Regions from separate parts of the Homo sapiens genome. Here region 2 is linked to region 1. Evidence: read pairs that join two places in POLR2A ChIA-PET (ENCODE). Cell type or tissue: OCI-LY7. All regions are shown on one strand. Links, peaks and the distances in the headings refer to the core of each region. The heading gives the core; the rest is flanking DNA.

Region 1 (10,913 bases), core at 2,427-7,426:
TCACAGTACCGTGACAGCTTCTGGAAGATTTCTCTCATCTCGAATTTGCCTCCTTGGCAGCTATCTGATTTGATTTATGTTAAATGCCGTATAGAACAGAAAAGTGTTGCAATTAACAATTGTAAAAACCAAGAAGAGAGGAGACTGTTAGAACAATATCCATTTCTAGGTCTCCCAAATATAGTTTTCTTTTCTTTTCCAACTTTTATTTTAGATTCAGGGGGTACGTGTGCAGGATTGTTACCTAGGTATATTGTGTGATGCTGATGTTTGGGGTATGATGATCCTGCCACCCAGGTACTGAGTGTAGTAACAACGGTTGGTTTTTCAAACCTTGCCCTCATCCCTCCCTCCCTGCTCTAGTAGTCCGCAGTGTCTATTGTTCCCATCATTATGTCTGTAAGTACCCATTGTTTAGCTCCCACTTATAAGTGAGAACACACAGTCTTTGGATTTCTGTTCCTGCATTAATTTGCTTAGGATAATGGCCTCCAGTGGCATCCATGTTGCTGCAAAGGATATGATTTCACTTTTTGATGTCTATGTAGTATTTCGTGGTGTATATGTACCACATTTTCTTTATTCAATCCACAATTGATAGGCATCTAGGTGGCTCCATATATCTTTGCCATTGTGAATAGTGCTGTGATGAACATGTGAGTGTATGTGTCTTTTGGGTGGAACAAGTTGTTTTCTTTTCAGCATATGCAGAGTAATGGGATTGCCGGGTGGAATGGCAGCTCTGTGTTAAGTTTTTGAGAAATCTCCAAACTGCTTTCTACAGTAGCTGAACTAATTTACATTTCCACCAACTGTGTATAAGTGTTCCCTTTTCTCTGCAGCCTCACCAACATCTGTTGTTTTTTGACTTTTTAATAAGAGCCATGCTGACTGGTGTGAGATGATTTCTCATTGTGGCTTGTATTTGCATTTCTCTAATAATTAATGATGTGGAGCATTTTTTAATGTTTTTTGGCCACTTGTATGCCTTCTTTCGAGAAGTGTCTGTTCATGTCTTTTGCCCATTTTAAAGGGGTTAATTTTTAATGGGTTATTATTATTATTTGCATGTTCAATTGTTTAAGTTCCTTATAGATTCTGGATATTAGACCTTTGTTGGATACATAGTTGCAAATATTTTCTCCTATTTTGTAGGTTGTCTGTTTACTCTGTTGATAGGTTCTTCTGCTGTGTGTGCAGAAGCTCTTAAATTTAATTAGGTCCCACTTGTCATTTTTTTTGTTGTGCTTGCTTTTGAGGACTTAGTCATAAATTCTTTTCCAAAGTCGATATCCAGAATGAGCTTCCTAGGTTTTCTTCTAGGATTCTTATAGTTTGAGGTTTTTCATTTAAATCTTTAATCCATCTTAATTTTTGTATACGGTGAAATGGAGGGGTCCAAGTTCATTATTCTGCATACGGCTAGCCAGCTATCCCCATGCGATGTATTGAATTTTCTCCATTGCTTATTATTGTTGACTTTGTTGAAGATTAGATGGCTGTAGTTATGCAGCTTTATTTCTGGGTTCTCTATTCTGTTCCATTGGTCTATGTGTCTGTTTTTGTACCAGTACCAAGCTATTTTGTTTACTGCGGCCTTATAGTATAGTTTGAAGTCAGATAATGTGATGCCTCTGGCTTTTTTCTTCTTGCTTAGGATTGCTTTGGCTATCTAGGCTCTTTTTTGGTTCCATATGAATTTTAGCATAGTTTTTCTCCAATTCTGTAAAAAATGACGTGAGTAGTTTGATAGGAATTGTGTTGTATCTGCAGATTGCTTTGGGCAATATAGCCATTTTAATGATACTGATTCTTCCAATCCATGGACATGGAATGTTTTCCATTTGTTTGTGTCATCTGTGATTCCTTTTGGCAGTGTTTTGTAGTTCTCCCTGTAGAGCTCTTTCACCTCCTTGGTTACATGTATTCCTAGGCATTTTATTTTTGTGTGTGTAACTATTGTAAATGGGATTGCATTCTTGATTTGGCTCTCAGCTTGAACGTTATTGGTGTATAGAAATGCTACCAATTTTTGTATATTGATTTGGTATCCTTAAACCTTGCTAAAATGATTTATCTGTTCTAATAGCCTTTTGGCAGAGTCCTTAGGGTTTTCTAACTATAGAATCACATCACCAGCAAAGAGATATGGCTTGACCTCTTTTCCTATTTAGTTGCCTTTTTTTCCTCTTGCCTGATTGCTGTGGTTAGCCCTTCCAGTACTATGCTGAATAGGAGTGATGAGAGTGGGCATCCTTGTCTTATTCTAGTTCTCAAGGGGAATGATTCCAGGTTTTGCCTGTTCAGTATGATGTTGTCTGTGAGTTTGCCATAGATGGCTCTTATTATTTTAAGGTATTTTCCTAAGGTATGTTCCAGTGCCTAGTTTCGTGAGGGTTTTTTAAAATCATGAAGGGATGTTGTATTTTATCAAAAGCTTTTTCCATGTCTATTGAGATGATCAAATGGTTTTTGTTTTTAATTCTGTTTATGTGGTGTTATATATAGATTTGCATACGTTGACCTTGCATCCCAGGAATGAAGCCTGCTTGATCATGGTGAATTAACTCTTTCAGATGTGCTGTTGAATTTGGTTTGCTAGGTGTTTTTTTTTTTTTTTTTTTTTTAAAGACAGGGTTTCACTCTGTTGCCCAGGCTGGAGTGTACTAATGCAATCATGGCTCACTACAGCCTCGAGCTCCTGGGCTCAAGTGATCCTCCCACCTCAGCCTCCTGACTAGCTGGGACTACAGGCATATGCCACTATGCCTGGCTAATTTTTGTTTTTGTGTTTTTTTGTGGAGATGGGGTTTCGCCATGTTGCCCAGGCTAGTCTTGAACTCATGAGCTCATGCAATCCACCTGCCTTGGCCTCCCAGAGTTCTGGGATTATAGGTATTAGCCGCTGTGCCCAGGCAGTTTGCTAGTATTTTATTAAGGATTTTTGCATCTATGTTCATTAAGGATATTGGCCAATAGTGTTCTTTCTTCATTGTGTCTTGGCCAGGTTTTTGTACCAAGTTGATGCTGACTTCATAGAATGAGCTGGTGATATGGTTTGGCTGTGTCCTCATTTGTCAAGGATGAAGCCAGGTGGAGATAATTGAATCAGGGGACAGTTTCTCCCATACTGTTCTCATGGTAGTGAATAAGTCTCATGAGATCTGATGGTTTTATAAATGGGAGTTCCCCTGCACAACCCCTCTTGCCTCCCATCATGTAAAATGTGCCTTTGCTTCTCCTTTGCTTTCCACCGTGATTGTGAGGCATCCCTAGCCATGTGGAACTGTGAGCCTGTTACATCTCTTTTTCTTTACACATTACCCAGTCTCGGGTATGTCTTTATTAGCATTATGAGAACTGACAAATACAGCTAGGGAGGAGTCCCTTCTCCCCAGTTTTTTGGAATAGTTTCAGTAGAATAGGTACCAGATCTTCTTTGTACTTCTGGTAGAATTCAGCTGTGAATCCATCTAGTCTGGAGTTTTCTTGGTTGATAGTATTTTTTAATACAGATTCAATTTCAGAAGTTGATATTGGTCTGTTTAGTGTTTCAATTTCTTCCTGATTCAATCTTAAGAGATTGTGTGCCTCTAGGAATTTTTCCATTTCTTCTGGATTTTCTAGTTTGTGTGCATAGATGTAGTCATAATAGTTTCTGAGGATCTTTTGTATTTCTGTGGAATTAGTTGTAATGTCACCTTTGTTGTTTCTGATTGTGCTTATTTGGATCTTCTCTCTTTTTTTTCTTTGTCAGTCTAGCTAGTGGTCTATCAATCTTGTTTATCCTTTCAAAAATCCAACTTTTGCTTTCACTGATTCTTTGAATGGATTTTTGGGTCTCAATTTCATTCAGTTCTTGTCTGATTTTAGTTCTTCCTTTTCTTCTACTAGCTTTGGAATTAGTTTGGAACTTGTTTCTCTAGTTCCTTTAGGTGTGATATTAGATTGTTAATTTGAGATCTTTCTAACTTTCTGAGTTAGGCATCTAGTGCTATAAGCTTTCCTCTTAACATTGCTTTTGCTGCACCCCAAAGATTTTGGTATGTTGTATCTGTTTTATTTCAAATTTTTTTTAATTTCTTCCTTGATTTTGTTGTTTGCCCAAAAGTCATTCAGGAGCAAGTTGTATAATTTCCATGTAATTATGTGGTTTTGAGAGATCTTTTTGGTATTGATTTATATTTTTATTCCACTGTGATCTGAGAGTATGGTATAATTTTGATTTTTAAAAAATTTATTGAGACTTGCTTTATGGCCAAGCATATGGTCGATTTTGAAATATGTTCTGTGTGCAGATGAGAAGAATGTGTATTCTGTCATTGATCAGTGGAGGATTCTGTAGATGTCTATTAGGGCCAATTGCTCAAGTATCAAGTTTAAATCCAGAATTTCTTTATTAGCTTTTTGCCTCAATGATCTATCTAATGCTGTCAGTGTGTTATTGAAGTCCCCGACTATTATTGTGTGGTTGTATGAGTCTTTTCATAGGTCTAGAAGTACATTTTTATGAATCTAGGTGCTCCAATGTTGGGTGTGTATATATTTAGTATAGTTAAGTCTTCTTGTTGTATTGAATTCTTTATCATTGTGTAGTGCCCTTCTTTGTCTTTTTTATTGTTGTTGGTTTAAAATTTGTTTTATCTGATATAAGAAGAGTGATTGCTGCTTTTTATAGTTTTCCATTTGTGTAGATCTTTCTCCAACCCTTTACTTTGCACCCATAGGGGTGTCACGATGTGTGAAATGGGTCCCTTGAAGACAGCAGACAGATAGGGTTTTTTTTTTTTTTGTATCTAATTTGCCGCTCTGTGCCTTTTAAGTGGGGTGTTTAGGCCATTTACATTCAAGGTTAATATTGATATGTGAGGTTTTGACCCTACTGTGAAGTTGATACCTGGTTGCTTTGTAGCTTCTATTGTGCAATTGCTTTATCGAGTCTGTTGGTTACGTACTTAACTCTGTTTTTGTGGTAGCAGGTATTGCTCTTTTGTTTCCATGTTTAGAAGTCCCTTAAGGATTTCTTGTAAGCTGTTCTAGTGGGAAAAAAAATTCCCTTAGCACTTGCTTGTCTGGAAAAGATTATATTTCCCTTTTCTTATGAAGCTTAGTTTGATGAGATATGAAATTCTTGGTTGGAATTTCTTTTCTTTCAGACTACTGAACACAGGCCCCCAATCTCTCTTGGTTTATAAGGTTTCTTCTAAGAAATCTATTGTTAGCCTGATGGGGTTCCTTTAGTATGTAATTTGCCCTTTTTCTCTAACTATCTTTGAGATTTTTTTCTTTAGCATTGACCCAGCCTGGTGACTGTATTCCTTAGTGATGTTCATTTTGTATAGTATCTCACAGGTGTTCGCTGGATTTTTTTGTATCTGGATGTCTATCTCTCTGGCAAGATTAGGGAAATTTTCTTGAATTATTCCACCAAATATATTTTCCAGGTTGTTTATTTTTTCTCCTTCTCTCCCAGGAATGCCAATAATTCATAAGTTTGGTTGCTTTACATAATCGCATATTTTTTGAAGACTTTGTTCCTTTTTTAAAATTCTTTTTTCTTAATTTTTGTCTGACTGTGTTAGTTCAAAAGACCAGTCTTTAAGCTCTGAAATTCTTTCTTCTGCTTGGTCCAGTTTACCAAATATAGTTTTCTTATGCTGCATTTGCCATTCTAGGGAATTGTGTTCAGTGGCAATAGTCAAGAAAACCTCACTGGCTACCTTACGTAGATTTTGTCTTAATTTTGGTCTCTACCTTTCCCCCCTAATTCAGAAAATGAGTCTTGGGGAGCTGGCACATGAGGGATCAGGATCCACAAGAAATTGTCTAGACCAGGAATGTCCCACATGACCTGCAATTGCCAGTTAATGTAATGACTCAGAGTGGTGGTCCCTCAGGTAAACAAAGACACTCTGCAAATAGATTTATAGAATACAAAGGGCCTTTACAAGCTGGAAAAGGCAAGGAACAGATCCTCCACCGGAGCCTCCAGAAGGAATGCAGCTCTGCCTATACCTCGACTTTCACCCTATAAGACCCATTTCAGACTTTGACCTCCAGAACTGAAAGATGATAGATCTGTGTTGTTTTAAGCCTTTAAATTTGTGGTAATTTGTTATAGCAGCAGTAGGAAACTAATACACAGAACTTGTGATATAAAGTATCCCAGACCCCCTCATATTGCAGATAAGGAAACAGAGGCCCAGGGAATTTGCCAACTTTCATGAAGTCACATGGCTAGTTAATAATAGCTGCTGACAACATTGAGAAATTCCTCTATGCTAAACACAAGTCTTAGTCCTTAGCATGTATTTACTCATGAAGTCATCAGCATAACCCTAAGGCAGCGGCCCTCATTCTTATCCTCACATTTTATAGATTAAGAGACTGAGGCATAAGGATGTTAATGTCATGAAGATACTAAATAGGGTGCTACGAGTTTGCACCCAGGCATTTCTGCTCTGGAATGCACTCTCTTTACCACCAGACATAGTGACAGAAGGGGAGCCTGAGCTCTTGGGTGCCAGTCCAGTATCCTACCAACTTCTAAAGAGTTACTTGATCTCATTTCCTCTTGACAACTCTGAAATCTGTAGGTCATTCCCATTCTAAGTGAAGAAAACAAGACACCGAGACCAAGAGATGTGCCTAAAGCACTCACCTGGTCAGTTGCAATTACAAGCCTTTTGACTCCCATCTCTTGGTAGTTTCCCCCAGTCCCTCTGCTTCTGGCACCATGAGAGACACAAAAGATAAATGACAGAGTTTCTGCCATCAGCAAGTTTATGGGTTATCTTGGGCTAAATTTGGTAACTTGGGTGTCACTTTTTTCAGTTCCATCCTCAGGGCAAGACTACTCCTGAGGCCTTGATCAATAACTGTTTGTTCTCTGGAGCAATCTGACATTGCACAGAGGAAAAGCTTGGAACAAAGTAAGCAATCAATGTACTGAGCTTCCCCTGCCAGGGGCAGCTTTAGAATGTCTATGTAAGAGAGTCTTCAGCCACATATTTGGAAGAGGCTGTAGCACCTAAGTGTGGTATTATAGCCAACATAATGTATTTAGTTAGAGTGTATTTTTACTTGGGGAATTTTGAGGAGGAGCTGATGGAGATTTAGGGGGCTGACTAAAACTGCCCCAAACCACCCCTTGATGTACCACTTCCCCATGTAAACCCCTGTATGTTGCAGCTCAGAAAGAGGAATATACAGTTCTCGCCACCAAGAAGCTTACTCAGTATTTGAATGTGGGCAATTTTTTTTTCTTTTCTCTTTTTTCTTCATACAGTCTTTCTCTGTTGCCCAGGCTGGAGAGCAAAAGTGCAATCATAGCTCACTGCAACCTTGAACTCTTCCCTCAGGCAATCCTCCTGCCTCAGCCTCTGGAGTAGCTGGGACTATAGGCACACACCACCAAGACCAACTAATTTTAAAATTTTTTGTAGAGATAGGGTCCTGCTGTGTTGCCCTGGCCTCAAGTGATCCTCCCACCTCAGCCTCCCAAAGCGCTGAGATTACAGGTGTGAGCTACTTCATCCAGCCTGGATGCGTGCTTTAAAAGAAATCAGAGAACAAACAAAACGCCTAACAAATTTGGGCAGTGCAGACATGGGCCACCTGCAGGTGAGAGCAATAGGTGCGTGGAGGACAGCCCCATGTCTATGGCTTCAGGAAAGCCTCATGTAAAATGAGGCTTTGAAGTATGAACTAGTAGGTGAGGGGCAAGTGTGATCGTAGGTGGAGAAAAAGAATGGGTGAGAAAATTCAAATAGACATATTTGAAGACAGTGCACTGGGCAGATTAACTGGTGAAAAAGAAAGTATGAAATCACTTATGTTGGTTATCACCGAATCATTCTTTCAGTCAACAAATATTTATTGCTCACCTACCAAGTGCCAGGCACTATATTAGATACCGGAGACCCAGCAGTAAATAAATCATACGCCCTAAAAGGTAAGGGGTGTTGCTCTGATTCAGCTCTAGCAGCAAAGCTCTGCTCTTCATTTCTGCCTACAGAGAGGGATTCCCATTTCAGCCCATTCCTGCGTGCAGTCAGACACACCTGCCCTCCCCCTGCCATTGCACGGCTCCTCTGACGCGAGGGCAGACACAGGAGCCCGGTGATCGTCTCTGCTTGAATAAATTACCGCCCCATCATCTTCATGCATAAAACATGGCACAGGAGGCTAGGGCAGCCCAGCACAGCAGCTGCCTTCGGGCCAGTCGGAAGTTAAGGGAAGGAAAGGCAAGGCAAGTTACAAGATAAAAGAAGTCAACGGAAGCCTCAAATACTCTTTTTTTTTTTTTTAAGAAAAGAACAAAAAGGGGGGGGTTAAGTTTTCTTTTTCATTTTTATACGTCTGGACTTAACTTCCAGGATAGCTGCAAGACCCTTTTGTTCCTTTGCCATGAGCAGGTTTTAGGCCGCTCTGTTGGGACCATGGTGTTACCTTCGCGATTACACTGGATCAGAAACAGGCCATGGAGGGACAGGATCCGGAGGCGCCAGCTCAACCGTGAGTGTCCCGTCTGGTGTTACCTACTCTCTGCCTTTGTTTTCCACACTTTCCCGCAACACACTCATTTCTTGCCCTCTGCAAATCTTCTCCAATCTTTCCCCCTTCCTCCTCTCTTCCACTTTCCTGTGCTCCGTTTTCCAATGGACTTTGGTATTTTTTTACCGACTCTCTCTCTTCCTATTTCCTTCCCAGCCCTATCCTAATTAGAGGTAACTAGATACATTTTGTTTCAAGTGGTGAGCAAGACAGGGCCACAGGGCCTCTTTTCTTTATTTCTCCAACCAGATGGAAAATACAAATAAATATTTACATCGGTCAAGGAGTCATGTGAATTGGAATTTTTGTTTATTACAGTGGGGAAAAAAATGGAACATCTGAATCAAACAGGTTATCAGCAGTGTCGCTAGATGAGGTGAAATTCAAGGATCAGTGAGTCATATTTCCTTTAAAGGGCCCAATTGTATGCTTCTTAAATTATCAAACTCACAACTGAGTAGACAGGAACTCTAACCAAAAGGGAGTTTTTAGTGCTGGAGTAATCTGAGAATGAAAAAGCATTTCCTATGTATGCCAAGACCATTTCTCATGAACAAGTAACAAATTTGTGTGTGTCTGTTTTTAGAGATGTTTATTTATCTCAGATGTCAGCAAATTCAAATGGGTGGAGGGCTGGGCTGCTAAGAAGAATGAGTGAAAGGGGTCTGTTTTCACAGGGGTAAGGAATAGTTCACTTTCTTCCTGTCTCTGTTGTGAGAAAAATGATAGTGAAAGCATGATGATAAATGACAACTGACATTTGGCCTCAATATGAGGTAGCAATAGGCAGTGGTAGAGGGTGCAGCAAATGGGGAAATATGTGTCCCATCATAGTGGGGCACCCACCATTCAATGCCATCAGATTGTTTCCATGAGGAATGGGGTAGAGGTTGGTGGATTTTCCAATTTTTCAAAAAAAGCAGGCAGATGCGGTAGCTCATGCCTGTAATCCCAGCACTTTGGGAGGCCAAGGCGGGAGGATCATGACGTCAAGAGATCGAGACCACCCTGGCCAACATGGTGAAACCCTGTCTCTACTAAAAATACAAAAATTAGCCGGGCGTGGTGGTGGACGCCTGTAATCCCAGCTACTCAGGAGGCTGAGGCATGAGAATCACTTGAACCCAGGAGGTGGAGGTTGCGGTGAGCTGAGATCGTGCCATTGCACTCTAGCCTGGGCAACAACAGCGAAACTCTGTCTCGAAAAAAAAAAAAAAAAGCAAGAAACACTAATTTCTATGTGAAAGCTCTCAAGTTTAAATGTTGGCAGTTTATTCTTTGAATTTTAAATATGTAATACCAATGTTCTGAGGCAACGTGTGACAACTGTGGACCACCAGTAGCCAAGCCCTGGTTTATGTGCTAGGTGTTGTTCTCATTAGAAGTCCATCACACAGGCCGGGCGCGGTGGCTCACGCCTGTAATTCCAACACTTTGGGAGGCCGAGTTGGGCAGATCACCTGAGGTGAGGAGTTGAAGAGCAGCCTGGCCAACATGGTAAAACCCCATCTCTACTAAAAATACAAAAATTAGCCAGGCGTGGTGGTGGGCACCTGTAATCCCAACTACTCAAGAGGCTGAGACTGGAGAATCGCTTGAACCCAAGAGGCGGAGATTGCAGTGAGCGGAGATTGTGCCATTGTACTCCAGCCTGGGCGATGAGCGAAACTCCATCTAAAAAAAAAAAAAAAGTAGAAGTCTATCACACAGTGTTCTTTATGCCTAGATGCCTAGTTATATGTTGGCAACTCTTCCTTATGTGTTAAAAGCCCCTGGTATAGACAATTAAATTAAGATGAATGAGTGGCTTAGGAACATGTATCCAAAATAGTCACAGTCTACTAGTTTCGGAGGCAAGCTGAGCTGGTTGGATTCCAAATGACAATTCAAAGACAAGCAAACAATTTGCATCAAGCAAAATACTTCTTTTTCTTTGATATAATTGAAGAAGCCATCAGTTTTCTCTGGGCCTTTACCTTCTTGATCATGTTTCTTTTACTTGCGCGTACCTTAAATTTAAATTCCAGTTTTTATGAAACTTCATTCTATATCTGTAGGAAATTAGTTGTGATCCTAAGTTTTAATCCAATACCTCCGTTATGGAATCCGTCACTGAGAAAAGCTGGATTATGGATCTGCATGGTTTCACTAGTATGGATGGGAAGTCGGCCTATACTCTTAAAATAAGAGTTATCAGAAAAGCCTGCTTTACTACAGAAATTTCACTTAAATTTTGAGACTAACATCTGAATACTGTGCTGATTTCTGCATGGTTTTAATATGAAATGATATATTAATAGATGTTGAATGTAAGCTCAACATTAAGCAGGCTGGTCCTGACCTCTTTGGCATAATGC
Region 2 (7,898 bases), core at 87-5,086, 530 kb after region 1:
GTTTCACCGTGTTAGCCAGGATGGTCTTGATCTCCTGACCTTGTGATCCGCCTGCCTCGGCCTCCCAAAGTGTTGGGATTACAGGTGTGAGCCACCGCGCCCGGCCCTCTTTTGGACATTTAAAAGGATAAATAAACATCTACTTACAGGCATACACATTAAGTTTTTAGCAAAGAACATTTCATCATTTAAGGGAAAAAAAACTCAAAGAAAAAGACCTTTCCATTTCTCTAAGTACTTTTAGACTAAACACATTTTTGTTCAATTCAAAAACATCCATTTCAACATTAATTGTGTGTTTCTGGAATCTCTAACTCTAGATTATTGAAAGAAAGATGCATTCCAGAATTGAAAAAAATACAGTGGAGAACTTTCACCCACTTCATATACAACAAATAATGCAAAAATAATGGGACCCTCGCTGCCCCAATTTCTTTGGTTTTGTCAAGCAGGAACCTATGTCGTGCCACAAAGAACTGTCCAAAATATCCCCAGAGGATGGTCAGATATTACTTTATTCAACCAACAGACCTTTTTTTTGAAACAGAGTCTGCTCTGTCACCCAGTCTGGAGTGCAGTGGCACAATCTTGGCTCACTGCAACCTTCGCCTCCCGGGTTCAAGTGATTCTCATGCCTCAGTCACCTGGGTACCTGGGATTACGGGTGTGCACCACCATGCCTGGTTAATTGTTGTATTTTCTGTGAGGGGGTTTCATCATGTTGGCCAGGCTGGTCTCGAACTCCTGGCCTCAAGTGATCTGCCCACCTCAGCATCCCAAAGTGCTGGAATTACAGGCATGAGCCGCCGTGCTTGGCCTGCGACAGAGCTTTTAACACTCTGCTGGAAATCTTTCCAAAATTGGTGATCAGGATGAAATAGTATTTTTATAACCTATCAAGATAAAATATTAGAAAGACATTTGTTTTCTTTGAAACTTGAGTCACATACCTTTCCTGTAGTTGTTGAACCAGTAAAGGAAATTTTGGACACCAGAGGATCAGTACAAATTGCCTCCCCTACTTCCTTGGCATTCTTTCGAGAACAGGGAATAACATTGTATACACCTGAAGGAATCCCAGCCTGGCTTGCAAGCTATAAAGAGAAACAGCAAACATGTGCCAACAATTTACCAAACTGAAAAAAAAAAAAAAAAAAAGAAAAGAGAAATAAATAGATACTTAACCCAAAAAGTAATGGAAGAAAAATTAAGCTGACACTGGGGACAGACTAAGAATATATTTGAAGTTTAAATATAATTCTTATTAGTGCTAAAGTCACGTTAATATTAATGGGTTGTTAAAGATCATTACAATAAAATTTCTACCGGACATGGTGGCTCATGCCTGTAATCTCAGCGCTTTGGGAGGCAGAGTTGAGAGGATCACTTGAGCCCAGGAGGTGGAGGTTGCAGTGAGCCAAGGTTGCGCCACTGCACTCCAGCCTGGGGAACAGAACAAGACCCTGTCTCAAAAAAACAAACAAACAAACAAAATTCTTAGAGTATAAGTTTCTTTCTTTCTTTTTTTTTTTTAAGACAGTCTTGCTCTGTCACCCAGGCTGGAGTGCATTGGCATAATCTCCACTCATTGCAACCTCTGTCTCCCAGATTCAAGTGATTCTCCTGCCTAAGCCTTCCGAGTAGCTGGGATTACAGGTGCGTGCCTGGCTAATTTTTGTAGTTTTAGTAGAGACGGTTTTCACCATGTTAGCCAGGCTGGTCTCGAACTCCTGGCCTCAAGTGATCCGCCCACCTCAGCCTCCCAAAGTGTTTGGATTACAGTTGTGAGCCACCGGGCCTGGCCAGAGCATGCATTTCAATGCCACGGTCTGTTCAAACTAATAAAGAAGCAAATAAAAAAACCTGAATTTCTGCCCTGAGAAAAATCAAAGGAGATGCCAAGAAAAAAGTTACTTGATTCACCTGTAGAATCAAGGGTGGGAAAGTGAAAAGGGGCATTTAATGAGCACCTACTAGGTGCAGGGCAGCAGTGCAAAGCCTTTCCATAGGTGATTTCCCAGGGGGATGATGAAGAAAGGGAGGCATAGCAGAGAAGAATGCAGCCAAGGCCACAGCTAGTAACAGAACCCGCATGCAAACCCACAGCTACCTGATCTGGACACTCATGCTCTTTCCATAGAGATTCCCTTTGGATAAGACATATCCTGAATTATTTTAATTTCTGGATTCCATTAACAATTAGCTTATTACATAAATCTGACTGGAGATTCTGGGAAGATGAGTTTGTGAGTCTCCCTCAATATCCTCATGAAAACAGCAATTAGACAGCAAACCCCAAATCTCAGAGACATTCACAAGACAATTACAACAAACATTTACAACAAGGTATCTCCACAAACCACAAATTACAAGTGGGTAAGAATATACCACCTGTGTTGACAAGACCTGACCGTCATATCAGCACCTGTGTGAGAGGAAGCAGGGGGCAGCAACGGGCCGTGTGGTATACCCAATAACAGAGAACCCCAAATAGTCCACAGCTGTTCCTCTGAGAACAGCAGCTGTAAGTGGGAGGGCCTTGCCCTATCAATAGTAGGTGAGTACATGGGATGCTGCAATGTCAATAGTAGGTGAGTACATGGGATGCTGCAATAAGGAATGAAGGGCATGGAGAGTCCAGCCCCTGGGAGCCGTGTGATGAAAGATGAGGAGGCCCTGATAAAAACAGGGGAAGGGGATGGAGCCAGCCAGGAAGCAAGCTACCTTATCTTTGAACACGATACACAAGGAAGCAAAAGGTACACTGTGAAGGAAAAGAAGCTATATTCCTAACTGGGCCTTCTTCCAAAAGTTCAGAAAACTAACTTCACATAAAAATAAAATTCTGACAAGAACACTGAGGTCAAATCCCATAAAAAGTTGTTAAAAGAAAAGAGGCTGGGTGTGGTGGCTCATGCTTGTAACCCCAGCACTTTGGGAGGCTGATGTGGGAGGACTGCTTGAGCCCAGAAGTTCTATACCAGGCTACGCAACATAGTGAGACCCTATCTCTACGAAAAAATAAAAAACAAAATTAGCTGGGTATGGTGGTGCACACCTGTAGTCCCAGCTACTTGGGAGGCTGAGGCAGGAGAAACGCTTGAGCCTGGGAGGTCGAGGCTGCAGTGAGCCGTGATAGCAACACAGTACTCCAGCCTCTGTCTCAAGAAAAAAAAGAAAAAAATAGAAAAAATAATAAGAAGTAGAATAATATCCCTATAGACAACAAAAGCATACCAGAAAGACATGCCCACAAAACAGACCCAAACTGGGCCAGGTGCGGTGGCTCACACCTGTAATCCCAGCATTTTAGGAGGCCAAGGTGGGTGGATCACTTGAGGTGAGGAGTTCCAGACCAGCCTGGCCAACATGGCAAAACCCCGTCTCTACTAAAAATGCAAAAAATAGACGGGCATGATGGTGTGTGCCTGCAATTCCAGCTACTTGGAGGGCTGAGGAAGGAGAATCGCTTGAACCAGGGAGGCGGAGATTGCAGTGAGCCAAGACTGTGTCATTTCACTCCAGCCTGGGCAACAAGAGTGAAACTCTGTCTCAAAAACAAAACAAAACAAAACAAAACAAACAACATTAAAAACCAGACCCAAACTGTAACTTACAATTTCAAAACAAGGTAAAAGATGACAAGAAAATCACATCAAGACACAAAAGAACAACCAACATGAACTGAGGCTAGAAAACTTTGGAAATGAGGTGAAGGAATATAGGAAAGAATCAGAAGAAAGAAGTAAATCATTTCAGAAATGAAAACCAAATTAGAAGGAACACAAGCATGAACAAACACAACACATAACCTCAAGAAAAATCGAAGGTGAAAAGAAAGATAATTTTAGAGATCATGGTGGATGGGAAGCAGGACTAGATTGCAGCTCCCACTCGGATGGACAAAACAGCATGTGGAGGCTTGCATTGTGAACTTTTGCTCCAGAACGACTGCAGGAATAAATCAGGAAAACTGGGAGAGCATACAGATCCTGTGAAGGAAGCAGATTGCTCCTGCAGGACCTGGGAGACACCCCAAATACTGTGCTGGTATCTACGGCTGAGAGACCCACAGATGGTTCACATCACAGGACTCTGTGCGGACAACCCTCAGTAGCAGCCTGGAGCCTGGTAGACTTGCTGGGTGGCTAGATCCAGAAGACAGATAACAATCACTACAGCTCGGCTCTCAGGAAGCCACATCCCTAGGAAAAGGGGGAGCTACTACATCAAGGGAACATCCCGTGGGACAAAAGAATCTGAACAACAGCCTTCAGCCCTAGACCTTCCCTCTGACAGAGCCTACCCCAATAAGAAGAAACCAGAAAGCCAACTCTGATAATATGAAAAAACAAGATTCTTTAACACCCCCCAAAAATCACATGAGCTCACCAACAATGGATCCAAATCAAGAAGAAATCCCTGATTTACCTGAAAAAGAATTCAGATAGTTATTTATTAAGCTAATCAGGGAGGCAACAAAGAAAGGCGAAGCCCAATTTAAGGAAGTCACAAAAAAAAAAAAAAAGATACAAGAAATAAGGGGAGAAGTTTTCAATGAAATAGATAGCATAAATAAAAAACAATCAAAACTCCAGGAAACAATGGGTGCACTTATAGAAATGCAAAATGTTCTGGAAAGCCTCAGCAATAGAATTGAACAAGCAGAAGAAAGAACGTCAAAGCTCAAAGACAAGGTTTTCAAATTAACCCAATCAACAAAGACAAAGAAAAAAGCATAAGAAAATATGAACAAAGCTTCCAAGAAGTCTGGGATTATGTTAAACAACCAAACCTAAGAATAATACGTGTTCCTGAGGAAGAAGAGAATTCTAAAAGTTTGGAAAACATATTTGGGGGAATAATCGAGGAAAACTTCTCCAGCCTTGCTAGAGACCTAGACATCCAAATACAAGAAGCACAAAGAACACCTGGGAAATTCATCACAAAAAGATCATCCCCTAGGCACGCTGTCATCAGGTTACCTGAAGTTCAGACGAAGGAAAGAGTCTTAAGGGCTGTGAGGCAAAAGCACCAGGTAACCTATAAAGGAAAACCTATCAGATTAGCAGATTTCTCAGCAGAAACCCTACAAACTAGAAGGGACTGGGGCCCTATCTTCAGCCTCCTCAAACAAAGCAATTATCAGCCAAGAATTTTGTATCCAGAGAAACTAAGCTGCATTTATGAAGAAAAGATACAGTCTTTTTCAGACAAACACATGCTGAGAGAATTCGCCACTACCAAACCAACACTACAAGAACTGATAAAAGGAGCTCCAAATCTTGAAACAAATCCTGGAAACACATCAAAACAGAACCTCTTTAAAGCATAAATCTCACAGGACCTATAAAACAAAAATACAATTAAAAAACAAAACAAAACAAAACCCAAAAGTATTCAGGCAACAAATAGCATGATGACTGGAATAGTACCTCACATCTCAATACAAACATTGAATGTAAATGCCTTAAATACTCCACTTAAAAGATACAGAATTGCAGAATGGATGAGAGTTCACCAACCAACTTTCTGTTGCCTTTAAGAGACCCACCTAATACATAAGGACTCACAGAAACTTAAGGTAAAGGGGTGGAAAAAGGCATTCCAATCAAATGGACACCAAAAGTGAGCAGGAGTAGCTATTCTTATATTAGACAAAACAAACTTTAAAGCAACAGCAGTTAAAAAAGACAGAGAGGGACATTATATATTGATAAAAGGCCTCGTTCAACAGGAAAATATCACAATCCTAAATATATATGCATGTAACACTGGAGCTCCCAAATTTCTAAAATGATTACTATTAGACCTAAGAAATGAGATAGACAGCAACACAATAATAATGGGGGATTTCAATACTCCATTGACAGCACTAGACAGGTCATCAAGACAGAAAGTTAACAAAGAAACACTAGATTTAAACTACACCCTGGAACAAATGGACTTAGCAGATATTTACAGAACATTATCCAATAGCTGCAGAATATACATTCTATTTATTAGTGCATGGAACTTTCTCCAAGATAGACCATATGATAGGCCACAAAATGAGCCTCAATAAATTTAAGAAAATTGAAATTATATCAAGCACTCTCTCAGACCACAGTGGAATAAAGCTGGAAATCAACTCCAAAAGGAACCTTCAAAACCATGCAAATACATAGAAATTAAATAACTTGCTCCTGAATGATCATTAGGTCAAAAATGGAATCAAGATGGAAATTAAAAAATTATTTGAACTGAATGACAACAGTGATACAACATATCAAAACCTCTGGGATACAGCAAAGGTGGTGCCAAGAGCCAAGTTCATGGCCCTAAATGCTTACATCAAAAAGTCTGAAAGAGCATAAATAAATAATCTAAGGTCCCACCTCAAAGAACTAGAGAAACAAGAACAAACCAAACCCAAACCCAGCAGAAGAAAGGAAATAACCAAGATCAGAGCAGAACTAAATGAAATAGAAATAAACAAAAATACAAAATATAAATGATACAAAAAGCTGGTTCTTTGAAAAGATAAAATTGATAGACCATTAGAAGAGAAGAGAGAAAATCCAAATAATCTCAATTAGAAATGAAATGGGAGATATTACAACTGACACCACAGAAGTACAAAAGATCATTCAAGGCTACTCTGAACACCTTTACACACATAAACTAGAAAACCGAGAGGAGATGGATAAATTCCTGGAAATATACAGCCCTCCTAGCTTAAATCAGGAAGAACGAGATATCCCGAACAGACTGAAATGGTAGTAAAATAATTACCAACCAAAAAAAGTTCAGGACCAGACAGATTCACAGCAGAATTCTACCAGACATTCAAAGAAGAATTGGTATCAATCCTATTGACACTATTCCACAAGATAGAGAAAGAGGGAATCCTCCCTCAACAAATGGTGCTGGGATAATTGGCAAGCCACATGTGGGAAAATAAAACTGGATCCTCATCGCTCACCTTATACAAAATAAACTCAAGATGAATCAAGAACTTAAATCTAAGACCTGAAACTATAAAAATTCTAGAAGATAACATTGGAAAAACCCTTCTAGCCATTGGCCTAGGCAAGGATTTCATGACCAAGAACCCAAAAGCAAATGCAACTAAAACAAAGATAAATAGCTGGGACTTAAATAAACTAAAGAGCTTTTGCATGGCAAAAGGAACAGTCAGCAGAGTAAACAGACAACCCACAGAGCAGGAGAAAGTCTTCACAATCTATACATCTGACAAAGGACTAATATCCAGAATCTACAACAAACTCAAACAAATTAACAACAAAGAAAACACTCCCATCAAAAAGTGGGCTAAGAACATAATAGACAATTCTCAAAAGAAGATATACAAATGGCCCACAAACATATGAAAAAATGCTCAACATCACTAATGATCAAGGAAATGCAAATCAAAACCACAATGCAATACCACCTTACTCCTGCAAGGTTGGTCATAGTAAAAAAATTAAAAAATAATAGATGTCAGTGTGGATGTGGTGAACAGGGAACATTTCTACATTGCTGGTGGGAATGTAAACTAGTACAACCACTATGGAAAACAGTGTGGAGATTCCTTAGAGAACTAAAAGTAGAACTACCATTTGATCCAGCAACCCCACTACTGGGTATCTACCCAGAGGAAAAGAAGTCATTATACAGAAAAGATACTTGCACATGCACGTTTATAGCAGCACAATTCACAATTGCAAAAGCATGGAACAAACCCAAATGCCCATCAATCAACAAGTGGATAAACTGTATCCTATGTGGTTTATACATAGGATGGAATACTACTCAGCCATAAAAAGGAATGAATTAATGGCATTTGCAGTGGGCTGGATGAGATTAGAGGATTAGAGACTATTAATCTTTTTTTTTTTTTTTTTTTTTTTTTT

Evidence for each region. Peaks named below come from ENCODE experiments on the same cell type or tissue, not always from the same donor. Only the 100,000 strongest peaks of a DNase experiment are listed, where the experiment ranks them.
Region 2: POLR2A ChIA-PET joins it to region 1 with 5 read pairs; 3 of 35 experiments call an interaction of 5 or more read pairs at or near these places.

What each region holds. Positions count from the first base shown.
Region 1 is chr6:25,039,455-25,050,367 of GRCh38, reverse strand. It overlaps a transcript of RIPOR2 not described here. Among named protein-coding and RNA genes, the nearest start is that of RIPOR2, 110 kb to the right of the region's middle. In OCI-LY7, for the core only: no CTCF peak of the experiment used is centred there; no DNase peak of the experiment used is centred there.
Region 2 is chr6:24,508,363-24,516,260 of GRCh38, reverse strand. ALDH5A1 (aldehyde dehydrogenase 5 family member A1) reads right to left here. Exons shown (of 10, transcript NM_001080.3): 5 at 951-1,094. Among named protein-coding and RNA genes, the nearest start is that of ALDH5A1, 17 kb to the right of the region's middle. RefSeq lists a silencer at 2,430-2,519. In OCI-LY7, for the core only: a CTCF peak has its summit at 2,459; a DNase peak (open chromatin) is centred at 2,460; H3K4me3 peaks cover 1,324 bases; H3K27ac peaks cover 3,862 bases.